2 separate regions of the Mus musculus genome follow, and region 1 is linked to region 2. Evidence: chromatin loops called from intact Hi-C (ENCODE). Cell type or tissue: heart. All regions are shown on one strand. Each heading gives the region's core, and the rest is flanking DNA. Links, peaks and the distances in the headings are about the cores only. Region 1 has its middle 45 kb from the start of Msl3. Region 2 holds the start of Arhgap6 (Rho GTPase activating protein 6).

What was found. Hi-C counts contacts between places; a loop is a spot of excess contacts. Peaks named below come from ENCODE experiments on the same cell type or tissue, not always from the same donor. Only the 100,000 strongest peaks of a DNase experiment are listed, where the experiment ranks them.
Region 1: it touches region 2 in a loop (7-fold over the local background); 2 of 42 quality-filtered maps call a loop at or near these places.

Annotation. Positions count from the first base shown.
Region 1 is chrX:168,712,725-168,724,575 of GRCm38, reverse strand. No RefSeq gene overlaps it. Among named protein-coding and RNA genes, the nearest start is that of Msl3, 45 kb to the right of the region's middle. In heart, for the core only: a CTCF peak has its summit at 6,407 (motif pointing left); no DNase peak of the experiment used is centred there.
Region 2 is chrX:168,790,439-168,802,289 of GRCm38, reverse strand. It overlaps Arhgap6 (Rho GTPase activating protein 6), which reads right to left and starts at 7,191. Exons shown (of 13, transcript NM_009707.4): 1 at 5,479-7,191. The coding sequence starts at 6,069. In heart, for the core only: no CTCF peak of the experiment used is centred there; DNase peaks (open chromatin) are centred at 6,469 and 7,149; H3K4me3 peaks cover 4,480 bases; H3K27ac peaks cover 2,389 bases; H3K27me3 peaks cover 523 bases.

The sequences.
Region 1 (11,851 bases), core at 2,135-10,134, 77 kb after region 2:
GTGAGTATGGGTGTGCCCAAAGTAGCTTGTCTAGAAAAATCAAAGGAATCACTTTAGATTACAATTTCATCTCTCTACAATACAGATTGGGAGTTCTAAGACTTAGGATCTAAACTTATTCGGAAATAGTATACTAGAACTAGAATTAAAGTTACAGTGGAGTGGGGTGGGCTTTTCCTTCACTCTGACTAGTATTTGCAAAAATGCAGAGAGATCATGAGTGGAAACAGGTATGGGACAGCAGAGCACAGCTTAGATCTAAATGATCTATCGATAACCAAGGTACACATGAAAAGGTCCGCCTCTAGAGACATTAGGTGAAGCATGGCCCTTCTAACACTTCCACTTTAGACATCTGAGCTTGAAAGGTGTGACATGATAAATATTTTCTACTGAAAGCCACCTTGTACCTGGCACTGCTTTGCGTGTGCCCTTAGAAAGTGAAACAGTAGTCAGACACAAATATGAAGAGTACCAAACAACTTCCTAATGCTTCCTGGGCCTCATTTCCCATCCTTGAGTAAAACTGGCCAAAGGATATGAGGCTGATGATGGGATCTATGTGAAGGGAGGCAGTTTACCAAATGTATCCTTCCATGATGATCTTGTTTTCATCCCAAGTTCCCTCAAAATGGCAGTGTCTTTTATTTTTTTTTTTTAATATAAGAACATTTTTTATTATAGCAGAAGGGCCAAAAAAAAAAAAAAAAGAAAAGAAAAGAAAAGAAACAGATAAAGGGAGAGATGCATGGAGCAATGCCTAAGATTTGTCCAAATACAAAACTTCTTTATCCTTCATGATGCAGTGCCCAATTGAAACCACTTTAGGATATGTGCACAACATTGTCAATCCATGAAGTTCTTGATTGCAGCATGCTGGCAACAAGGCTAATCTTTATACCCAAACCACACAGTTAATACCTCCAATATCCACTGCCTCTGGAGTTTGAAGTTGCTACAGATATCCCAAACTCCCATAAGAAACCACTGTGTCCAAATCCTCTAATCAAAAAACTTCCTCTTGTTCGGCAGGATAATGCATCAATTTAGAGATCACCCCATATTAGCTGAGGGTACATACCAGACATTTTTTACAGCTCATTGTTTTATTTTAATTTTTTGAATTAATTAATTTATTCACCTTACACCCCAATATCACCCCTGCTCTCCTCCCAGTACTTTCTCTTACAACTGCTCCCCATTTCTCCTTGCCCTTCTTCTCTGAGAAGGGTGAGGTCCCTCACTAGTATCACCCCCCCACCTCCTCACATCAGTCACTGTAGGACCAGGCAATCCTCATGATTATCATAGGAGGCACACAACTGATGGGGAGGAAGACCTGCCCTGAATATTGACAGCACAGTGCCATAGGCAGAGGGCTGATGGAGTAAGACAGCTACCAGCATATAAGCTCAATTCTCTCTCTCTCTCTCTCTCTCTCTCTCTCTCTCTCTCTCTCTCTCTCTCTCTCTCTCTCTTTCTCTCTCTTTCAGACAGGGTCTTACTACACAGCTTAGGCTAAACTGAAAAAATTACTTCATTTCATTTTACTTTTTATTTACTTTACATCCCATTCACTAACCCCCCTCAGTCACATCCTTCCACATTCCTTCCCCCTCTCCCTCTGAGGAGGTGAGGGTCCCCTAGGTATCCCCCCATCCTGGCTCTTCAAGTCTCTGTAGGGCCAGGCACTTCCTCTCTCACAGAGGCTAGACAAGGTAACCCAACTAGAAGAACATACCCCACCCACATATAGGGAACACCTTTGAAGATAGCTCCCCCCCACACATACACACTCCAGTTGGTCCAGACCCATATGAAGACCAAGTTAAACATCTGATACATATGTCTGGGGATGCCTAGGTCGAGCCCATGTATGTTCTTTGGTTGGTGGTACAGACTATGAGATCCCCAAGGGTCCAGGTTAGTTGACCCTGTTGGTCTTCCTTCTGGACCTGCAATCCTTCCTCTTATTCTTCTATGAGAGTGCCCAAGCTCCATCCACTCTTTGGCGGTGAGTGTCTGCATCTATCTGAGTCATCTGCTGGTGGAGCCTCTCAAAGGACAGCTATGCTAGGCTCCTGTTAATCCTTCTGCCTCAGCCTCTCATGTTCTGGCATTACAACCACCTCACACATCTTGTCTCTTTATTTCTTTTGAGCCACTGTGTCTATTGCTGCTGCCTTTACTCATGAACATTGAATGGTATCTTTCAATCTTTGAATGTGATCATACACCAGAGACGCTGCAGGAAGGTTCTAAGCCTACAACAGGGACTGCATCATTGATCTTTCTTGTTCTGGGAAGCTACTAGTCTCTCTGGCGTACAAATGGGTATTATGACACTATCTAGCCTGTCATTGTGTGAGCCAGTAAGCCCTCTCAGTCTATTCATTCTGTTCTTCTAGTACCTTTGTGCTTTAAGAAGACCTCCTTTATACTCTTGAAATTGATTTCATTTCTTTTAAAAAGAACTCTGAGGCTGGGCATATACCTCAGTTGATAGAGTGCTTTACTTAGCACACACAAGATCCTGGGTTCAATCCTTTGCACTGCATAAATTGGACATAGTGGCATATATTGATATTCAGGAGGTAGAAGCAGAACAACCAGGCATTCAAGGTCATGTTTACCAGTACACAGAGTTCAAGATCCAGCTAGGCAACATGAGAAGCGGTCTCAAAACAAAACACCCATGGAAGGAGTTACAGAGACAAAGTCGGAGCTGAGATGAAAGGATGGACCATCTAGAGACTGCCATATCCGGGGATCCATCCCATAATCAGCCTCCAAACGCTGACACCATTGCATACACTAGCAAGATTTTATCGAAAGGACCCAGATAGAGCTGTCTCTTGTGAAACTATGCCGGGGCCTAGCAAACACAGAAGTGGATGCTCACAGTCAGCTAATGGATGGATCACAGGGCCCCCAATGGAGGAGCTAGAGAAAGTAACCAAGGAGCTAAAGGGATCTGCAACCCTATAGGTGGAACAACAATATGAACTAACCAGTACCCCCCAGAGTTCGTGTCTCTAGCTGCATATGTATCAGAAGATGGCCTAGTTGGCCATCAGTGGAAAGACAGTCCAATTGGTCGTGCAAACTTTATATGCTTCAGTACAGGGGAATGCCAGGGCCAAGAAGTAGGAGTGGGTGGTTGAGGGAGTGGGTGGGGAAGCGTGTGGGGGACTTTTGGGATAACATTGGAAATGCAAATGAAATAAATACCTAATTAAAAAATCAAAGGAAACTTTATTCTTTGTTTGATTCTTACAAGAAACGGATTTTTAAAATACTTGCATAAGCTCATCATATGAAACTATGATTGAAATTCTAGAGTCCTACAACCGCTCATTTTAAAGCACTTTGCACCAGGCCCTGGATATGTTTTGGAGGTGTCTTTGGATATTTTACTGAGAAGCTGGGGATATCACTCAGTGGTAGAGTGCTTGCCTAGCATGCACAAAGTCCTGGCTTCTGTTCTCAGTGCTGCAGAAGAAAACAAGTGTTATGCTAAGAATGGAGAAGGTGCTTGGATGGAAATCTCTACACTTACCTATATCATGAGGGGTTATGTAGCTTTTGGAAAATGCATTTTTTTGAAGTCAGTGAATTAAGGAACAGGACCATTGCAAGATCCTTTGTTATAATGAAAAATTAAAAGACATTTCAACTCTCAGGCTCTAGATTAACCCAACATGACTCAACCTAAGCCAATTCTACTTTTAAGTTTAGCATCTTTAGGATGGCTCCTGTTTCTTTTGCACTTGGCATCTCATCACAGAACCCTTCATTACATCTAACACTTCTCCAAACTATGTTCTAGCCACAATATTCCTGAGAGAGTTCTGTCTGAGGCTCATTTCATTTGCATGGAACCTTGACTGCACTTTCTGGAATTGGAGACAGGGCTTACTGCACTCTTACCCACATATCAGAGCAGCTGCCCATGAAGTAGGCCCCCAATTTCCTTGGATCTAATTAAACTTGGTAATTTGATCAATCAGCTCTCCTTCCAGTCAGGCCCAGACAGAAGACATCACCTAACATCAATAATTGTAAGTTTCTATCTTCAGAATATCTGTCCTTTTAATTTATTTCAAGATGCTATAACAAAAATACCTCCAGTTGGGTAATAAGAACACATGCTCCACTATGTTCATAGTAGCCTTATTTATAATAGCCAGAAGCTGGAAAGAACCCAGATGCCCCTCAACAGAGGAGTGGATACAGAAAATGTGGTACATTTATACAATGGAGTACTACTCAGCTATTAAAAACAATGGATTTATGAAACTCCTGGACAAATGGATGTATCTGGAGGATATCATCCTTAGTAAGGTAACCCAATCACAAAAGAAGTCATTAGATATGCACTCACTGACAAGTGGATATTAGCCCAGAAACTTATAATACCCAAGATAAAATTTGCAAAACACAAGAAAATCAAGAAGAGGGAAAACCAATGGGTGGATATTTCATTCCTCCTTAGAATTGGGAACAAAATACCCATGAAAGGAGTTACAGAGACAAAGTTTGGAGCTAAGATGAAAGGATGGACTATCCAGAAACTACCCCACCCAGGGATCCATCCCATAATAAGCCACCAAACCCTGACACTATTTCATATGCCAGAAAGATTTTGCTGAAGGGACCCTGTTATAGCTGCCTCGTATGAGGCTATGCCAGTGCCTGGCAAATACAGAAGTGGATGCTCACAGTCATCTATAAGATGGAACACAGGGCCCCCAATGGAGAAGCTAAAGAAAGCACTCAAGAAGCTGAACGGGTCTGCAACCCTATAAGTGGAACAACAATATGAACTAACCAGTACCCCCAGAGCTCATGTCTCTAGCTGCATATGTAGCAGAAGATGGCCTGGTCGGCCATTACTGGGAAGAGAGGCCCCTTGGTATTGCAAACTTTATATGCCCCAATACAGGGGAATGCCAGGGCCAAGAAGCGGGAGTGGGTGGGTTGGAGAGCAGGGAGTAGGGAGGGTATAGGGAACTTTCAGGATAGCATTTAAAATGTATATAAAGAAAATATCTAATAAATAAATAAATAAATAAATAAATATCTCCAGTTGAATACTGGATAAAGGAAAGATGTTTAGCCTATTTCTTAAGGACCTAGAGGAGCTGTTCTCTAAAATAAAGATAAATTGTAAAAGGGCTGGAGAGATGGTTCAGCAGTTAAAAGCACTGGATGTTCTTCCAAGGGACCAGAGTTCAGTTTCTAATACCCAGGTGGCAGGTCCCAACTGTCTGTAATTCCAGTTTCGGGAGATCTAACACTCTTACACAATATACATGCAGGCAAAACACCAATGCACATAAAATAAAAATAAATAGAGCAGCAGTTGCAACCTGCGGGTCACAATCCCTTTGGGAGTTGCATATCTGATATTTACATTATGATTCCTAAGAGTAGCAAAAACTACAGTTATGAAGTAGCAACAAAATAATTGTATTGCTGAGGGCCACTAGAACATGAGGAACTTTATTAAATGGTCGCAGCATTAGTGAGGTTGAGAAGCACTGCTCTAAAGTGTTACAGGGATGTGTCTTGGCTCCAGTGAGAACCTCATGCAGATGTCATCACAAAGGTGGGAACATACCTGAGAGGCCCAGATTGAGCGGTGAATTAGACAGGAAGTGAGATAACTGAACTGGCTTTACACTAACCTATCCACATGGGAAGGAGCTCAGTTCTGAAATAACCACATCATTCCATGAGAAGGTGGCACCCTGCCCACCAAGCTCCTAGCACATGTTTCTTTGATCAATATGCTCATCTCATATTGAAACTATGGCACCTACAACAGAGCCAAATATAGTGTTCCTTTTATGTGATGAAGTATTGGGCCAAGGAGATGGATTCGTGGATAAAGGCCCTTGCTGCCAAGCCTGAAGACCTCGGTTTGATCCTGTGGACCCACATGTTGGAAAGAAAGAACCAACTCCTGCCTCCGCCCGAGTCATTCTCTGACCCCACATAAGATGTTGTGTCATACACAGACAGCCCCCATACAAAAAGGAGAAACAAAATAAAAAATGTAATTTAGTTTAAAAACTAACTGTCAAGGAGATATTTAAAAAATAGTTCTCTACCACTACAGTTTAGTATCTTCCTGCGGGGAAGTATATTCTTCTTTGAATGTTATATTTTGAGACTAAGCATAGATTGCTTACACCAGGGAAGGTTTCAGTCCCACCAAAGCTAAACTTTCAGCCTTACCCTGTTTTCTCACGAAAACTCTTCTGAGTTTGGTATGATCTAGCTCATCTCCACATGCATATTCCTGAGAGGTTTTTTGTTTTTGTTTTTATTTTAATTACTCACAAAGTATTTCCCTAAGTAGAATGCTGATACCATTAAACAGACAGGAGAGTCTCCATCTGGTGGTCATGCTGGGAAATGGCATATTTTTCTGGGAGGACAGGGGGTTTTTAAGTCCTTGTGATATTTCAAAGGGTTGATAATATTCACAGTGTTCAATTTGATCTTTCACATTCTGATTCTTATACCAGCAGAGAATTTTAACAGACATCTAAGGAGCGTACTCTCATCTTCAAACCAGTAATGATTGCAATCAAATGATCCAGCAAAATATTTCTTCAAAGGCCAGATAGTAAACACTTTAGACTTCGTGAGCCATATGGTCTTTGTTGAATTACTAAACATGGCTTCTGGAGGACTAGAGTTACATGTATACAATGCGACATGGTGTTCTCCAGGAAATCTTTGTTTATAGATAGTGAAGTTTTTATTTCATGCCATTGTCACATGTCACAGAATGTTCATACTTGTTTCAAGCACTTGAAAATGTCAAAGCTCAGGGCCTAAGGAGGATGCTAGTTAAGGGAAGTGGACCAGAGTTCAGTTACCAGCACACACATAGGGAAGTTTACATCCTCCTGCTAATTCCAGCTTCTGGGCTCCACAGGCACTGCACTCCCATGCACATACCCACTTCACACACACACAAATACATTCACATAATTGAAAATGGAAACCATTTAAAAATGTAAAAAGCCTTCTTAGGTTATAGGCCTTGAAAAGCAGACAAGATATGGGAGGTGTCCAGTAAGACATGGTTGGTAGACCCTTGTTTAACCTAAATGAAAAGCCCTTTTCCTCGTCATCCTTTAGGATGATTGTGATAGAATTGCACTGCTCTGTCAACTGGGCAGCTTCTCTTTGTCTCTGCAAAAATTAATGTGGATATCTGTGAATATAAACAATTATCTTATTGACGAAAGTTGAACCCTATAGATCTATGACAAGTGACCCTGAAAGCAAAAAGTAGGCTGTACAAAGGAACCTTATAGAGTCATTTCTAAAGATGAACTCACAAAGTTTAGAAAGCATAAAGGAAATCAAATGTCATGACTAATAACAAAGCACAAAAGTAATCAAATAATCAGATTTGAGCATTCAAGCAGAGCAGTTATCAAGGGAGTTAAATAACAGAATAGACAGAGTTATAGAGAGAATTGTGAACTGAGAGAGTTCTAAAGAAAAGATCAAACTATAGAACAGAGATAGTCATGCATTGCTAAACATAACTGAAAAATCAAAACATAAACTCTTACATGATAATTTATTATCTATTTTTATAATAAATAATGGGGATACATAATAAATTTCTATGTACATTGAGTATCTTCTCATTCTTGGGTGATTATGTTATTTTTTATTTGGATAATATCTCTCCTGTCTGCTCTCTACGTACCAGTTCCTTGTCTGAATTAAGACTATTCTATTGTAGGGGCACTTGTTGGGAAGAAGAGGTTCCTGGGTAGAGGAAGTGGGATGTGATCTAGAATTGTGGGAGAAAATGATCAAAATGCATAATGTGCAGCAACTATTATGTCAAAAAAAAAAAGAAAAGAAAAGAAAAATGGCTCGTTTGGAGGCTGAGGAAACAGCTTAATAGACAAATTGCAAGCATGAGGACCTGAGTTCAGATCCCAAAAGCTACATGAAAGTCAGACACGGTAGCATGCATCTGTAATCCCAGTACTCCTGTAGTGACTTGGGCGAGAGAGACAGGAGAATCTGCAGTGACTCACCGCTTAGCTAGTCTGGCATATGCAGTGGCAAAAATGAAGTCCCACCTTAAGTGATGTAGAAGGCAGGGACCAACAATCCAATTTGTCCTCTGATGCAAACACACAGTTTTAAATATTATTATTTGTTTTTTAAAAAGAAATCAATGAGAGTTTTTTCGTGAAATATTAATTAGAAAAAATAAATTTGTGCTATTAGTTTAACATTAGTTGATAACAGGGACATGAGTTTATGTCACAGGGAAACCAAAATTACCCTTGTTTCATTATTGAACATTCAAAACAACAGTCAGTGGCTTTAGTAGCCTCAGACTACATCTTGCTCTGACTTCCTTTGAATGTCATCTCTTTCAAGGTTAAGTCCTGGAAACTATAGTCTCTTTCCCCCAGGTCACCCAGCAGAGGCCAAGAGAGACTCTCCAGTACCTTCCACTTGTTTTCATTTTTACATTCCTTTTTCTCTATGGTCAGAACATAGTCCAAGTGTGCAGTCACGTGAGGAGATTTCTGAGTGCTTGTTAAAAAAACTCCAAGGAAACAAGACAAGAGCCTTGAGATCGGTTTCTTCAAAAGCACACAACTGCTTTGGGATTTTGTTTTCACGACCCTCCCAGGTTAGTAGATGAAAGTGAGTTTACTTTGTATTACTCATTACAACTGGATATTATTTGTTTATAGGCCTCTGTGGAGAAAACATGTTTTGGCTGCTTGCATCTTGCCTGCCACATATAGCTTGTCCTTGTGATTGTACACTTTATTCATGTGACCTCCCCCACCAATCCTCAGAACATAAACTGCCTGGTGCTTTGAAAATAAGTTAGCTATTGCATGAGACTTTAGTCTGCCTCATTTACTTACTCCATTCCCACAGGTCTGTACATGTTCATGTATGTGTCTGTGCATGCCTGTGTGTTCAAGCACATGCTTGCAAGTATGTACATGGAGGCCAGAGAACAAACACAGGCAAAGTCTTCAGGAATGCCATTTACCTGTTTTTAAACTGTGTCTTTCATCAGCGCATGATTCGGCTAGGCTGGTTATCCAGGGAACCCTAGAGATCCTGCTATCTCTTCATTCCCAACACTGCAATTACAAGTGTAAGTCACCATGCTTGATTTTTTTTGGGGGGGGGGGGGAATAAGATAGTATGTTCTGGAGCCAAATGTAAGTGACCATACCCGAGGAACATGGATTTAGGCCACCCCAAGTAGTGTGTCTCAATACTACAATTTCCCAAGTTTCATAGTGAGAAAGTTATAAAACAAGTACTTTTAAAATTCATTGGTAGGAATTTCAGGTACCTGGGTTACAGAAAACTGGGGAAATCTTGCTCAAGGTTTTGGATGCTATGTGATGGCCTTTGAGTTGGTGGAAGCTGGTAGTTTGTTAAGACCAGCAGAAAGACGTCACCTGATAGTCAAAAGGTTGTTAGGTCAAACAGAGAGATAGAAAATGAATGGCTATTGAGGGGGGAAAGATAGCCCAAGATAATTTGGCTCAAGACATGGAATATTCCAGCCCTCTATAATCAGTCAGCCTTGTAGATTCTTTAACAAAGGTGAGTCCCTTTTATATAGCCAGGGACTTCAGTTCAAAGTTTTTTTTTCCTGGAAACTTGATTTTGCTGTCTTCAAGTACATCTCAATGAATTCTCTCTTTATCTGTTTCTTTCTGTGGTGGTTTGAAAGAGAAGTGTCCCATATAAGCTCATGTGTTTGAACAAGTGGCCTCCAATCAGGGGCAGGGTCTGTGAAAGTTATCGCAACTTTGGGAAGGGTTAGGAAGGAACCTTGCTAACCCTTGCGAGTCTGTCACTGAGGATAGGCCTTGAAAAACTCATAACTCCATCTACCCATGTTCATCTTCCTGTACCCACCTTGTCCCGATGAGCAGAGGAAATCTGATCTTTCTGCTTCCTGTTATGCTGGCTTCATACTCCTGCTGATGTGGCTTCTCTGCTAGATTTGATTCTATCCCTCAGGAACTGTAAAAAAAAAAAAAAAAATTAACCCCTTTCTCCTCTAAGTTGCTTTCCCCCTCCCACTTTTTAAATTAAATACTTTCTTTATTCACATTTCAAATGTTATCCCCTTTCCTTGTTTCCCCTCCAAAAACCCCCTATCCCATTCCCCCTCCCTGCTCACACACCCACTCACTCCCCACTTCCCTGTCCTGGCAATCCCCTGGAGCATCGAGCCTACATAGGACCACTGGCCTTTCCTCCCAATGATGTCCGACAAGGCCATTCTCTGCTTCATATGCCTCGGGAGCCATGGGTCCCTCCATGCTTACTCTGATTGGTGGTTTAGTCCCTGGGAGCTCTGGGGATACTGGCTAGTTCATATGTTGTTCCTCCTATGGGGCTGTAAACCCCTTCAGCGACTTGGGTTCTTTCTAAGTTGCTTTTTAACATGGCATTTTATCATAACAACAGAAAAACAAGTAATACATTTGGCGAACACTTTGTGTTGGCAAGTCACTAGGCGCTCATACACTGTTCTGTGCATTTTGCACTATATTTCTCATAGACGTGTTTTCCCCCAATGCTTGTGGCAATGACAGCTGGACGAGTGATTCAGAGGCAGCTGAGACCTCTGGCTAGAGCAGTATGCTAGTGTGGCCTCAAGGCTGCCTGGATGGGCACTGACCTGCTAACACTCATCAATATACAAAAAAAGGAGTGTTGCTTTCCATATCATATAGAAGGTATTACTTTTCCTTCACAGTGAAAAGTCTCTGGCCAAAGCAACTGTTTGGTGGGACAAATAGCTTAAGCTATGTTGGTTCAGGATTTAAAATATTCCAACTCTCCATAGTCAAGGAAGTCTTAGTCAGTCAGCCTTGCAGGCAATGGAAAGAGAACAGCTAGCTTTAGACTGTCAGGGTAATTGGCTACTATGGAAATCTTCTTGATGTCTGGCCTACTGGATAATTTTTAGGAATCCATTTACGGTCTGTTCGATATTATAAGAGGGCATCCCATTTTTCTACAGAGATGCTTTGGTCAATCCCTATCACCAAGGCATCTACTAAAGATAAGTGATTCATCATAGTCTTCTTGGTCCTACCACCTTGCAAACTATAGTATGATTTTCTTTTTTCCAGAATGAACCAGGATTGTCAGGTAAAGAATGCAGGGCTTGATATAGCAAATGTGGACATTTAGGTTAACTTAGCACCATAATAAGTTGGAAATAAAATAGGAAAAAAAGAAATGAAATTAATCATCAAAGCCAGATCTTAAGGTATGTCAGATGGTGTGTGTGTGTGTGTGTGTGTATGTGTGTGTGTTCTTGAAAACATATGTATCTCTTGCATGATAGACTTTTTCTAGGGAGATGTGACACACACATCTATTCACAGCAGAACCAGAAGAGATAATAATAATGATTGTATTAATGTCTCATTTGTTGAACCATTTTTTTGTTTTGTTTTTTGTTTGTTTGTTTTTATTGTGGTTACTAACAGGAATGTGGATAAGAGGTTACTTACAAGGAGCAGGGAAAACTCAAAAGTAGCTGCATCACTGTAGAAAGCCCACCCCAACATGGGTGAAGACTCCACAAAACTGCAACCGGAGGAGGCTCTTTACACAGCAACTTACAGGCAGCTCCACTGCCCCGATCTCTCTGGCCATTGTCTCCAGCCCTAGAAACTGTTCGTTTACTTCAGTTAGCAATGTAGATAGGCGCCTTCAAGATTCTTGGAAGATGCCGTTCTTCCCGGATGTGTGACCTTTTGTATGCCTTTTGTTTATCACCTGAGGCTCCTAC
Region 2 (11,851 bases), core at 2,486-10,485:
CAAGTTCTCCCATTCTTGGCAGCAGAGTTCTTCAGCTATCTTTGTGTGATGATTCTTATTCATAGGACTTCCCTGAACACTGCAGGGTGTTTAGCCACTTCCCTGGATTCCCAAATAGTTGTCCCTAGCAGAAACCACCCTGGAGTAGACATCATAATGTCCTGCCAAAGATGCCCATGCCTAAATTCCTGGAACCTCTTAGTACACCATAGAAAAGGGGAATTCGAGTTTCAAAAGCAATTAAAGTTTGCTGATCAGATGTCCTTAAAATAGTGAGATTACCCTGGATTACCCGGATGATCCCAATGTAAGCATAAGTGTTTTGAAGAAAGTCAGATGGAGAAATGACTAGAGAAGAAGGATCAAAAAGATAATAACATGGCTAGCTTTGAAGATAAAGGGGAAAGTGCTGTTGGAAAAGGAAAGACTGCAGATCTTAGCAGGCTTTAGAAAGAACACAGATCCTCAGGCATCTTAAGTGTAGTGAGATTCACAGGAACTGATCTCCAGAAAGAGAATTTATATTACTTTAAGCCACTAAATTTGTGATCAGAAAACTGAGAGAGCAGCACTACCTAGATATAACATCCCAAACATCTTCATGATTTTCCAAAAGTCCCTTAAGGACAAATCCACTGCCAGGTAAAGAGTCCCTGGCTTTTAGTTTTGGACCACAGGACAAGGAACTGAGATGTATATATTATATATCAAGGCAAACCTGGCCTACAAGTTCTTCCAGTATCCCTCAGTTCTTACTTGGCATACCCTGCCCCCACCCCTGAACTTTCCAGACCAGGGGCTGGGCTGCCCTTCCCCCAGAGGCTCTTCCCTATATAATCCAGATATTTTGCTCTCTCTCTCCTCTCTCTCTCTCTCTCTCTCTCTCTCTCTCTCTCTCTCTCTCTCTCTCCCTCCCTCCCCTATGCTTTCTCCATGGTGACTTCCCTGGCCTCAGTCCTTGGGGCCAGTGAACTCACCAGCCTGAGAGCAACTTCCCAATAAACCTGCCTTTAATATAATGCAATCTGGCTTGAATTGGCTCATTTCACCAGTGATGAAGAAATAATCTATCACTTGGTTCTAAATAATGGGGTCCAAATTCCTCAGACTCACATTGTAGGGCTCTTAATAATAAACACTACCCTGTCTCCTGAACAAGATCACCCAAGAGAAAATGAGATACTACTACCCCACCTTAACGGCACATTTCACCAACAGGCTCCTGGGAGAGGACAGAGACCATGCTTCGACTCTCATGTCATTTCTATCTATGTTTGTAGATATTCCTCCACAATGTGCCTGATTGCTGTTTTCAACACATTACTATATCAAAAGCTTTGTGGTTGGTACATGTACTAGGTTGGAGGTATCCTAACCATCCCATCTCAAACATGTTATTGTGCTTAACTCCCTGTCATTCTTCTTTCTGTAACTCTGGTGTTCCATCCCAATGCATTCTCACTGTTTTCTTCTGCAGGAAAAAAATCCACCACCACCATGGCGCATGCAGGGGGTGGGGGGGTGCTGATGAGGTGGCTTATCATTTGAGTATGAGAACCTCAGTCTGAATCCCCAAAACATACATAAGTCTGCTCACAGTATGTGCATCTGTAGTCTCATGCTTTAAAATAGGAGGTAGAGAGGGGAGAATTCAAAGCTCTTAGGCCATCCAGACTGGCCTATGGACTACAAACAACAAAAATACCCTGTTTCAAACAAAGTGGGAGGCAAAAACTGACACATGAGGTTGTTTTGTGAACTCCACACACATACCCTTCACATAGACACATAAATACACGCAAGAAATGACTTTATATCTCCTTGCATGTTATCTTTAAGTCATACTTAAAGGTCAAATTCAAGTATTGTCAGAACTGTGAAAACCTCCAAGATCCTGTTCAAAAGACAGTGAATCGATTCTGTTCCCTCATAATGCTAATCTTTTTATGCCATGCCCTCATTAACAACTGACCCCAGGGCTGGTGAGATGGCTCAGTGGGTAAGAGCACCCGACTGCTCTTCCGAAGGTCCGGAGTTCAAATCCCAGCAACCACATGGTGGCTCACAACCATCGGTAACGAGATCTGACTCCCTCTTCTGGAGTGTCTGAAGACAGCTACAGTGTACTTACATATAAAATAAATAAATCTTTAAAAAAAAAATAAAAAAGAACTGACCCCATATTGGGAGTTGTCTGCACTCATGGTGTGCAGAGAAATAAATGTTTTCAACAGAAATGAAGAAAAGAATAGAAGACACAGCTACAGAAAGTATTGGGATTCCGAGTTATACAAGCTGGCAATTGCCCAGTAGCATATGGGCACAATTTCAAGTCCGGTTCACAAGAATCAAGGGGATTCCAAGTTTGAAGGAACAGGTGGTATTCTCCTATCAGAGGCAGGGGCAAAGTTTAGCTGCTAAAAACACGAGTTGGTAAACATGTGGTGAGTGCATCACCATACTATGTGGCCATGAATCTGACTTGGGTAAAGTAATCCTGAAACACATAGTAAGAGAATGTTAACAGAGTCATTCCTGATTTTGTCTAATATGTCCCAGGTTTACACCAAACAAACAAACAAACAAACAAACAAACAAACAAAACCCAGCCATTAGTAGTGAACATGGAGTGACCACAAGTAATAGAATTGTGGGCATTTATGAGAATCTTGAGAGTGGAAACTGTTGTGTGCCCAATTTGGTTTAAAATCACAAAATCTTTTGCAAGTGGATGTGATCCATCACTTACTAGATCTGAAAGTAAATTCTCAGATATTCATGTGGCCTTAGAGGAATAGATACATATATATGAAGAAACCATAAGAGGATGTGGAGTCTGCAAACATGGCTCCAGGGGGATCTTTGTGGATTAAGAGGCAGAGGAAGGCCCCAGTGATACATTAGATTAGCTCACAACTCTTCTGTAGGTAGTTAATAGATACCCAGCTTCCTGTGCAACACTCAACATCACAAATGCGATGGTTCTCAGCTAGGGTGCATCTGCCCCTAAAAGTATTTGGCATGATCAATAGTTTTTGTTGTCAGTTTGGAATAAAGAGGTGCTGGGATGGCTAGTTTTATGTCAAGTTGACACAAACCAGAGTTATCTCAAAGGAGAGAACATCAATTTAGAAAATGCCTCCATAGCATTTTCTTAATTAGTTATTGATGAGGGAGAAAGCAGCCCTTTGTAAGTAATGCCATCCTTGGGCTGTTGGTACAGGGGTCTATAAAAGAAAGTCACTTTAACCACACCATGTGGAGCAAAGTAATAAGCATCAGCCCTCCATAGCTTCTGCTTCAGCCCCTGGCTCAAGGTTACTGTACTGTTCGCGTTCTTGTCCTGACTTCTCAGTGATAGACTACAATGTAGAAGAATATGCTAAAATAAACCCTCTTCTCCTCAACTTGCTTTTTGATCATGGTGTTTCATCACAGCAATAGGGTCCCCAAACTAAGACAGGTGCTCCAGGGCACAGAGTGGGCAGAGGACAGAGATACTATGCAACACTGCAACATTCATGGCAGAGGACCTTTGAACCTCAGATAACAATAGTGCTAAGGCTGAGAAACCCTGAGGGAGAACAACCAGGAATAGTGCAAAAACCAAATATTTGTGAACCAAAGCTCACTTCTGAAGCCTCTGGGTAATCATGCAGGGTGCTCACTTGCTGGAGTTTTGCCATTATTAGTAAAGTTTCTCTCTTAGGATAAAGGACACAGCTTGCGTACAAGCAAGAAAGACAGGCAGTGCCCAATGGGATGAATTTTCCTGGGGTTTGAAAGGGTTCCAGGACATTCAATCTTTGAAAGGTAACCCAGACCATTAAATTCCAGATTTAGGGGTTACATTAGGATAGCTTGACCCCTACTGAGCCAAACCAGCATTGGACTTACATGCCAGGATTCTACCCAATCACCCCATATATGCCTCAAGCATAAAAGGATCCCCACCCTTACCTACCCTCTTACATATTTAAACCTCTTATTAGAAAAGTTTGTTCTTTGCTATATGGAAATGTACTGTTTTAACCATTACAACGGGATGAAAGTTATGGTAGATGAGTTCTGTGCAGACTGCCCACACACTCTGAAATGGACAGAAGCCATCTAGTATCACTGAAGTTCAAATTCTCTAATCTTAAACATTGGTTTGCTTTTGATATCTCTCCTCTCCCCCTTCCCTCCCTCCCTCCCTCTTTCACTCCCTCCCTCCTTTCTGTTCCTTCTATAGATTAATCTGCTAATGTGTGCTTCTGCACCTGAAAAGGAATTTAGCCTCTCTTCTTCCCAAATGCCAAGCCGGTTGTTTTGGGTATAATGTGCCTCAACATTTCTTTCCACTATCTCCATGATCCAGTCAGCAATGTTTTTGTTCATTTTTTACAATCTATATATCATGCAACAGCAACAGTTACTTTAACTCAGTCACTAACATTAACAATATGTAATGTTATTATTACGGTCAATAATGCTAATTTTGTAGGGTAATATACTAAAACTGAAATCTAGCAGTTATCTTATGCTAACAGAGCCGAGAGGCTATTTTCAAGCTGTTTGGCTTGGTTGCATTTCCTTTATTTAACCTAAATCTCCAGCAATTACATAGTATTTCATTTCATTTCTGTAATGCTAACTGTGCTTTAAGATATTTAATTACAATTGATGAGATCTCCCTTCCTTTATGGAAACAAATCCCAGGCAATCCTATAGAGCCTGTGGAGTAAACTCGGAAGGAGTTGGTCATTTTTTAACCAACTACTATTTATTCTTTAAAAGTGTGCTGCTTTCCAAGTCCCCATCAACCACAGTTTCCCAATGGCTCTATTCCCCATTCATAACCAGAGAGCAAACGTTTAAAGGAAATCAGATAGCTCCCTCTGAGTTTCCTATTTATTATTGATTCCTGATCCATGCCTATTCTAGTAACTACTAATTGTCCTTAGTGGAATTTGGGCGGATTTCCATGATATTTCAGACCCTTAAGCACCAAAAGTATTCAGTACCATAGATTTCTGAAATTACACCTTTAGGGAAAAGAAATCAAAACTAGAGAATTATAATAGTTATTCTATCATGCCACCCGAATACATACACACACACACACACACACACACACACACACACACACACAGAGTCAACATCCTTCAGAATAGTTTCTGAACTCTCAATCTAGTGGTAGATGTATATCATGTAATATTTCATCAAATCAGGTTTGATGAAGAGATTAGATGACCCTTTGATTGAAGTATCAAAAAGAAATCAGAACACCATTTCTTCCCTCAAGTCCTGGGGCCATTCCTCCTTCAGACACACTCATACGGTGGCCCCTTAGAATGGTCACATTCTGGCACCATCTAAACAACCAGAGTCAAGCATCTAAGGCTGGCGCCTCACTCTGTACGTGGGACGGACTTAAAGACCTGGAACTGCCTGGGGCAGCTTTGGGACTGTGAGACACATGGCGCTGGTCCCTACCTCGGACCTCCACACGACGTAAGGGTGACTGCGACTGTTAGGTGGAGGCTGGAACTTCCTCTGCTGGAGCCATCTCCTAGGAGAAGAGAAGATGCCATTGGGGCCTCCCCCGGAGGAACTGAGGATGCTTGCGGGACTGCGGCTACTAGCGGACCCGGACCCGGCCAGGACAGAAGGCAAGTCCCAGGCCATGCTCTTCTTGAGACCACTGCGACTCAGTGGGACCTCGTAGTCAAAGTGGAAGCTGCCAGAAGGCGACTTTTCTTGCGGGGTACTTGGTGTGGAAAAAGACGAGCACAGAGGTCTCGGAGTCTGGAACCGGGTAGCCCGAAGGTGCTGACTCCGGGGAGAAGAAGCTAAGCGGGAACCGAGACCCTCTGCTAAGAGCTGTGGAGAATGGAGGCGGCTTACTGTGGAGCCCCGCAGGCCGCCCTCGGCGCCCATCTCGCTCCCGCAGCCACCGATCAGAGCTGGGTCCAGGCTGCGCGTCTGGCGCAGCTTCCTTTTGGAGAATCCCTTGGCCGAGGCCGTGCCGCCCGACGCGGGCGAGGAGCAGGAGAAGACACTGTGCAGCAGGCTCTGCGCGGACATCTCGGCAGGGCTGGGTCTGAAGGCCACCTTCTTGTCTTCCCTCCTAGATAGCGGGAGACTGTGACCTGAGAAAACAAGTGGCCAAAGTAGAGTAGGGGAAAACTGCCAGGCGGGGCTCGCCGAGGAAGGTAGAAAGCAGTGCCCCGTTCACGCGCCACCAGCGCACTCCAAGTGTCCCTGCGGAGGCAGAAACAGGAGCTCCATCCCCAGCCTTTTGGGAAACAAGAGGTCCAGGTCCCTTTACCGTCTCTAGAATCTTCCTCAGGAGTCCAAGTCTCAAAGAGGCTAAGGAAGAGGAGGAAGGAGGTCAGTGACTAGCTGAGATCTCAGCTCCAACCCGCCAGCGCCACTCCCCCTTCCCAGCTGAAGGCGGGAGACACTGCGCTTCGGCTCTCTGGCTCCGGACAGCCTCGAAATCACCAGCAAGCTCCTCCTCGTGGCCTGAGGACAATCCCGAGGGCTAGGGAGGAGGCTGCCTGAGAGTCCGCCCTGAGCGGATCCTTGGTGCTCCCGGCGCAGTGAAAAGTCCTCTGGAGCACCCCAGCTCAGCTGTCCGGCTGCGCCCCCAGTGCACCTTCTTGGTAACTTGGGGACCGCGGCTGTGCTTTGGGGGATCAGCTGGGTTGCTAAGTCCCCCTTTCTGATTGACGAGGCTCCAAAGTGTCTCCAAGTTCACGTTCCCGCGCAGTCCCGCTGTTGACTCAGTGGGACACCATATGTGCTGCGTCCCGGGCCTTCCAAGCACTGAGCGACAACGGTGTCAAAGAACTCCCCCGCTGCGCTCAGCACTACTCAGAAAGGTCTGCGCTCAGAAGACAGTCTCTGAAGCGAGTATCCGTGTTCCTCTAGAAGAGCGACACTTGATATTTGCTGCCAACCTTGGTTGGGCCCAGAGCTGGCTCAGAGATGTCCCAGCACCCTCGCGCCAGAGGCAGCGGGGAAAGGGGTGGCCCGTCCCGGGTAAGGCCAGAAGAACGCAGGGTCTGGAGCCGGGGCGGAGCCAGAAGCAGGAGAATGCAGAACGTGAACTTTTCCAGGCGCCAAACCTGGGAAGTAGCTCAGAGAGCCAGCAGCTGGTCTCTGATACCCGGCCTCTAGGGAGAAAGTCTTGAGGACGGAAGTGCGGACCTACTCCCCCCCCCCCCGACTCCCCTCCCCCCAAGCCAGGGGCTCGCGGTCTCCACACACGTTTCTGCAAAAGGAAGGGGAGTGTCAGATTGCACCCCACCCACTGGTGTCAGACCCGCAGCTCTGGACGGTTTTTCTGAACTTAGAGTTAAATCCCCTGCTTTCTTTTCTCCCACCCACAACCCCGCCTTTTTATTTTTTATTTTTTGGTGGAGAGTCCTCGCGTGTCAGGGTCCTGCGCACGTGTGTAGATATGTTCTATGTAGGAGAGGTGAACAGAGCTTGGTCCGGGTGGAGACTGACACCAACTAAAGTTAACTGGCCTCCGGGGTCGCCCCAGAAAGCTCCTGAGCACAGGGCTCAGCTGCCAAATCTTGGGTAACTGATAAACACAGAAGTCATAGTCAGCAGTCCAGGCTTGGAAACGGACCTGAAGCAGTTTCTCTCACTTGCCCACTCATGGAATCTATAAATCTATAAAGCCTTGCCTGCCTCTCCTGGGGCTTTCTGATGTCACACTTAAATTTTGCTAGGCATCTTAAAATCATCTCTGCAGGGACTGCAGGGATTGGTCCGAATGTTGGAAATAAGTGACTTCTTGTGGTTCTGTTTGTTCAAAACCAAAATATGTGGGAGTGATGATAACTGACTACAAATAAAAAATGAAACGTCATTTCTTTTAAAAGCGTATAACGGAGTTATTAATACGAGTGTTTGACACAAGCCTTGTGTAAATACCAGCAACTGCTCAAGTTTTATTTATAGAAGCGCTTATACCTTTGATGCTGGATGCAGAGGTGGGTTACTTTACTGTGCCTTTTGACAATGCCACCTTGAACTTCCTAGGTGATTTACTATCCACTACTCAATAGTTTGTATTTATTGATTAGGAGAAGGCAGGTCATGGAATCTAATTAGCAGGAAAATTTATCACCTACACAAAAGTATGGGACATCCTACTCTGATTCCTCCTGTAGCCTGTATTTCTCTTTGCGAATGCAGGAGGCAGCACTCCTGTGTTAGCTTGAATGGAAATAACCTTCTGGGTAAAGATGATTTGTTTAAGGGTTTGTTTGTTTGTTTCGTTGGGTGTTTTGTGGTGTGTGTGTCTGTGGGGGGAGGGCAGTAGGGGGTGACTGTCCTGGCTAGTTTTATGTTAATTTGATATAAGCTAGAGTCATCAGAGAGGAAAAATCCTCAGTTGAGAGCAAATGAGAAAATGCCCCCATGAGATTGGGCTGTAGGCAAGACTGTGGGGCATTTTTTTATTTAGTGATTGATTCTGGAGCACCATGCCCCACTCCCACCCCCTGCTCCACCCTCCCTCCTTCTGCCTGCTGATTGTGGTCAGGGAGATAGATCTCTAGGCTGGTAGTTCTGGGTGCTATAAGCAAGCAGGCTGAGCAAGCCATGTAGAGCAAGCTAGTAAGCAGCACCCTTTCATGGCATCTGAATCAGCTCGTACCTCTACCTCCTGTTTGCTGCCCTACTTGAGTTCCTGCCCAGACTTCCTTTGATAATGGACTATGACCTATATTGCTTTGGGTCACTAAGACAGTGCCTATTGTTATTTTAAATTTGGTCAGGCCCCAGCTGGCCTGAAATTTGCTGAATTCCCTAGAGATCTTCCTTCCTCTGTCTCCCCCATCTTGGAATTTAAGGTGTAGGCCATCCTGACTGGCTCTGCTGCCTGAAAATAGAATGTGAGATTAAAAATTCCTATCTCTGGGCTGTTGCCTCTTCTGGTTCCTTGGCATATCTCAAGCATTTTCTGCAGTCGTCAATGAGCTATTCTGAAAGAGGCTACAACACTTAAAATCACTTGACGGCCTACTAACAAAAGTATACCGAATCACCTTTGGGAGTTGGTAAGATTAACTATCTTCAGCCTCCTTAAAGAATTTCAGTACAAGTAAATGTGGGTGGGTCTTGCATGCCCTTTCTTTGGTAACAATGTCTCATAACATTTCACTTAGGCTGGAAACACCTACCTGAAATAGTCCCCAGCATTAAGATAACACTGCATAGTTATGCTTCATTGCATGGTTATGCCTCATTGAGTCTTGGCATTCAGAGTAGATGGTTAACAGAGTCACACTTTATGGGGACCCCTTGTGACTCCAGGCAGCTGTGAATGTAATGTCTAATTCATATATATGTTCTGGTTGTCTAAGCTCCTGGGATGACTGTGAGGTTGAAAATGTACCCCACCAGGACTGCTGGCTGAATAGAAGTGTCATATAGGTGCAACGGCATTTCTCGTCATGGATGGAGAGCCAACAAGTAGAACGACTCTTTTTCTATCACCACTTCTAGGGCTTAGAGCAGACAACAGGCCCTGACCTACCATTAACCTGGAAGTTGCTTCACACTTGGGAACAGTAAGTTCTTTTAAATATATTCATTGGTGGCTTACCAGTGGACATGGGTTAAGAAGTGGTTTGTAATTGTGTGGACACCATAGAGTGTATGCAGACATAAATGGTATAAATTGGTCAATTGAAATGGCATCTTGGGGCAACCGAGAAATGTGATAAATTTGTAATGTGTGAGGCTGCTGCCAATGTAACATGACATCTTGATATATAACATGACATCTTGATTTATAGTAAACATTTTATTTTTATTTAATTAAAGAATAATGTAGTAAATGCACAATTCCTTATCATTGGAAAGTATGGTATATAAAGGTAGTGAACATAATTTGGTATGTTCAACTGGGGATTGTTGGTTTTGTTTTTATTGGGGGGACAAGGTCGTGTGTAGCCCAGGCTAGTCCCTAATCTTCAGTCCTCTGCTCTTTGCCTCCCAAGTGCTGAACTATATCCATATGACCATACACAATCAAATGAGGAATTGCACAGTAGCATCAATGCAGTAATCAATGTTTTCAGCTCCATTAATATCTTATAGAATGTTATACATAGGATCCATCTTTGGCCAAAATGTTTTTGTTTGGTGAGTAGCTATATTCATTAATGTGGAGCTCCTTGGGGAAAGTTAGCTAGTGTGTTTATTTGTGCTTTCAAAACACAGGAACAAATGCAATGGTTCTATAATGAAATATTTTTGTAAGATAACCATTTATATTTTTTGATATTAAAAATATTTTGTGGTGGTACTTACCCCTAAGAAGAAGGAGCAGGAGCAGGAGGAGCAGGAGGAGGGGGAGACTATAACAGAGTTGGCAAGACACTAAAAAAGCCACTAGCATTAATTAATTAACCCTCTTCTATGACTCTGACTTTTTGCCTGTATTTGACCCATCTCTGTCATCTGTTACCCGTTTGCGGTCTCTTTCCTACATGTTATTGGAAATAACACTTAGTTCTTAACATATATGCACTTAGTTCTTAACATATAAACATGTATAGTTTCTAGGCTAGGATCTGCATGAGGGGGAACATGCATTTTTTTCTTCTGAGCTTAGGTCACCTAAATTAAGATTATACATTCTAAGCCAATTCATTTTCTTATAACTATTATTATTTCATTTTACTTAACAGTATATTAGCCCATTTTTATATGCACACATTTTCATTGGCACATAACTCAATAAGAAAAATATAATTAATAATAAAAGTAGAAAACCTGATTGTCTAGCTCTGGCCTGGCTCCTTAGTCTGGAACAGCCATGCTGGACTCCAAGATCCTCCTGTCCACCTACCCATGGAAACCTTCAAGGTCTCCAACTAACAAGCTGGTGTGCCCGGGACAGCAGGCAGAGACAGGACCTTAGCATAGCAGCCCTTTGAGAGATGTAGATACACACGGTTAAACATTTGTCAGAGGTCGGGGATCCCCATGGAAAAATTAGGGGAAGGATTGAACCAACAGCGCCAACTAACCTGGATTCCTGGGAGCTCCCAGAGACTGAGCTCCAACTGAAGAGCACACACACCAGCTGGTTCAAGGTCCCAACACATAGGTAGCAGACAGAGGGCTGTCATGTCTGACCTCGGTGGGAGAGGATGCAACTAATCCTGTAGAGACTTGATACACTATGTTGGGGGAATACGGGGGGGGGGTTGCTGGGGGGATCTGCCCTCTTAGAGGTGAAAGGGAGGGGAAAAGGGGAAGGAATTCTTCGAGGGTTGACAGGGAGGAGGCAACAGTTGGAATGGATGTAAATAAATAAACAAATAAATAACCCTAAGGGAAGATTCCTACCTTTAGAATGGTCGTTCTGAGTGTATAGAGTTCACCACTGGAACCTTAATCTAGTGTGTGGTGTTTTTGTTAGTTCAGTATAGTAAGTGTGATTGCTATGGTATTCTATATCTTTACTTCCAGCACTCAGGAGGCAGAGGCAGATGGATCATTTTGGGTTCCAGACCTGCTAGGGAGACACAGTGAGACCCTGTCTTAACAACAATAACTGGTAATAATACATTTGTTAAAAGAGTATTTTTAAATATGTTCTTTTCTACCTGAGTATTAAGTTTGTGTTGCAGTCCTCATAAAGTATGGTATCATCATTCTTACTCAGAGCATACAATTTTTCTCTTCTGACTCTTTTTGCTCATCCAGTCTCAAGTCCTATTGCCCACTCTGGTTAAATGCCCATTTATTCTATACTTGATGAAGGACAAGATGCTGACCATTGGCTAATTTCATAAAGAAGTGAATATATTAAATTAATCCTCAGACTCTT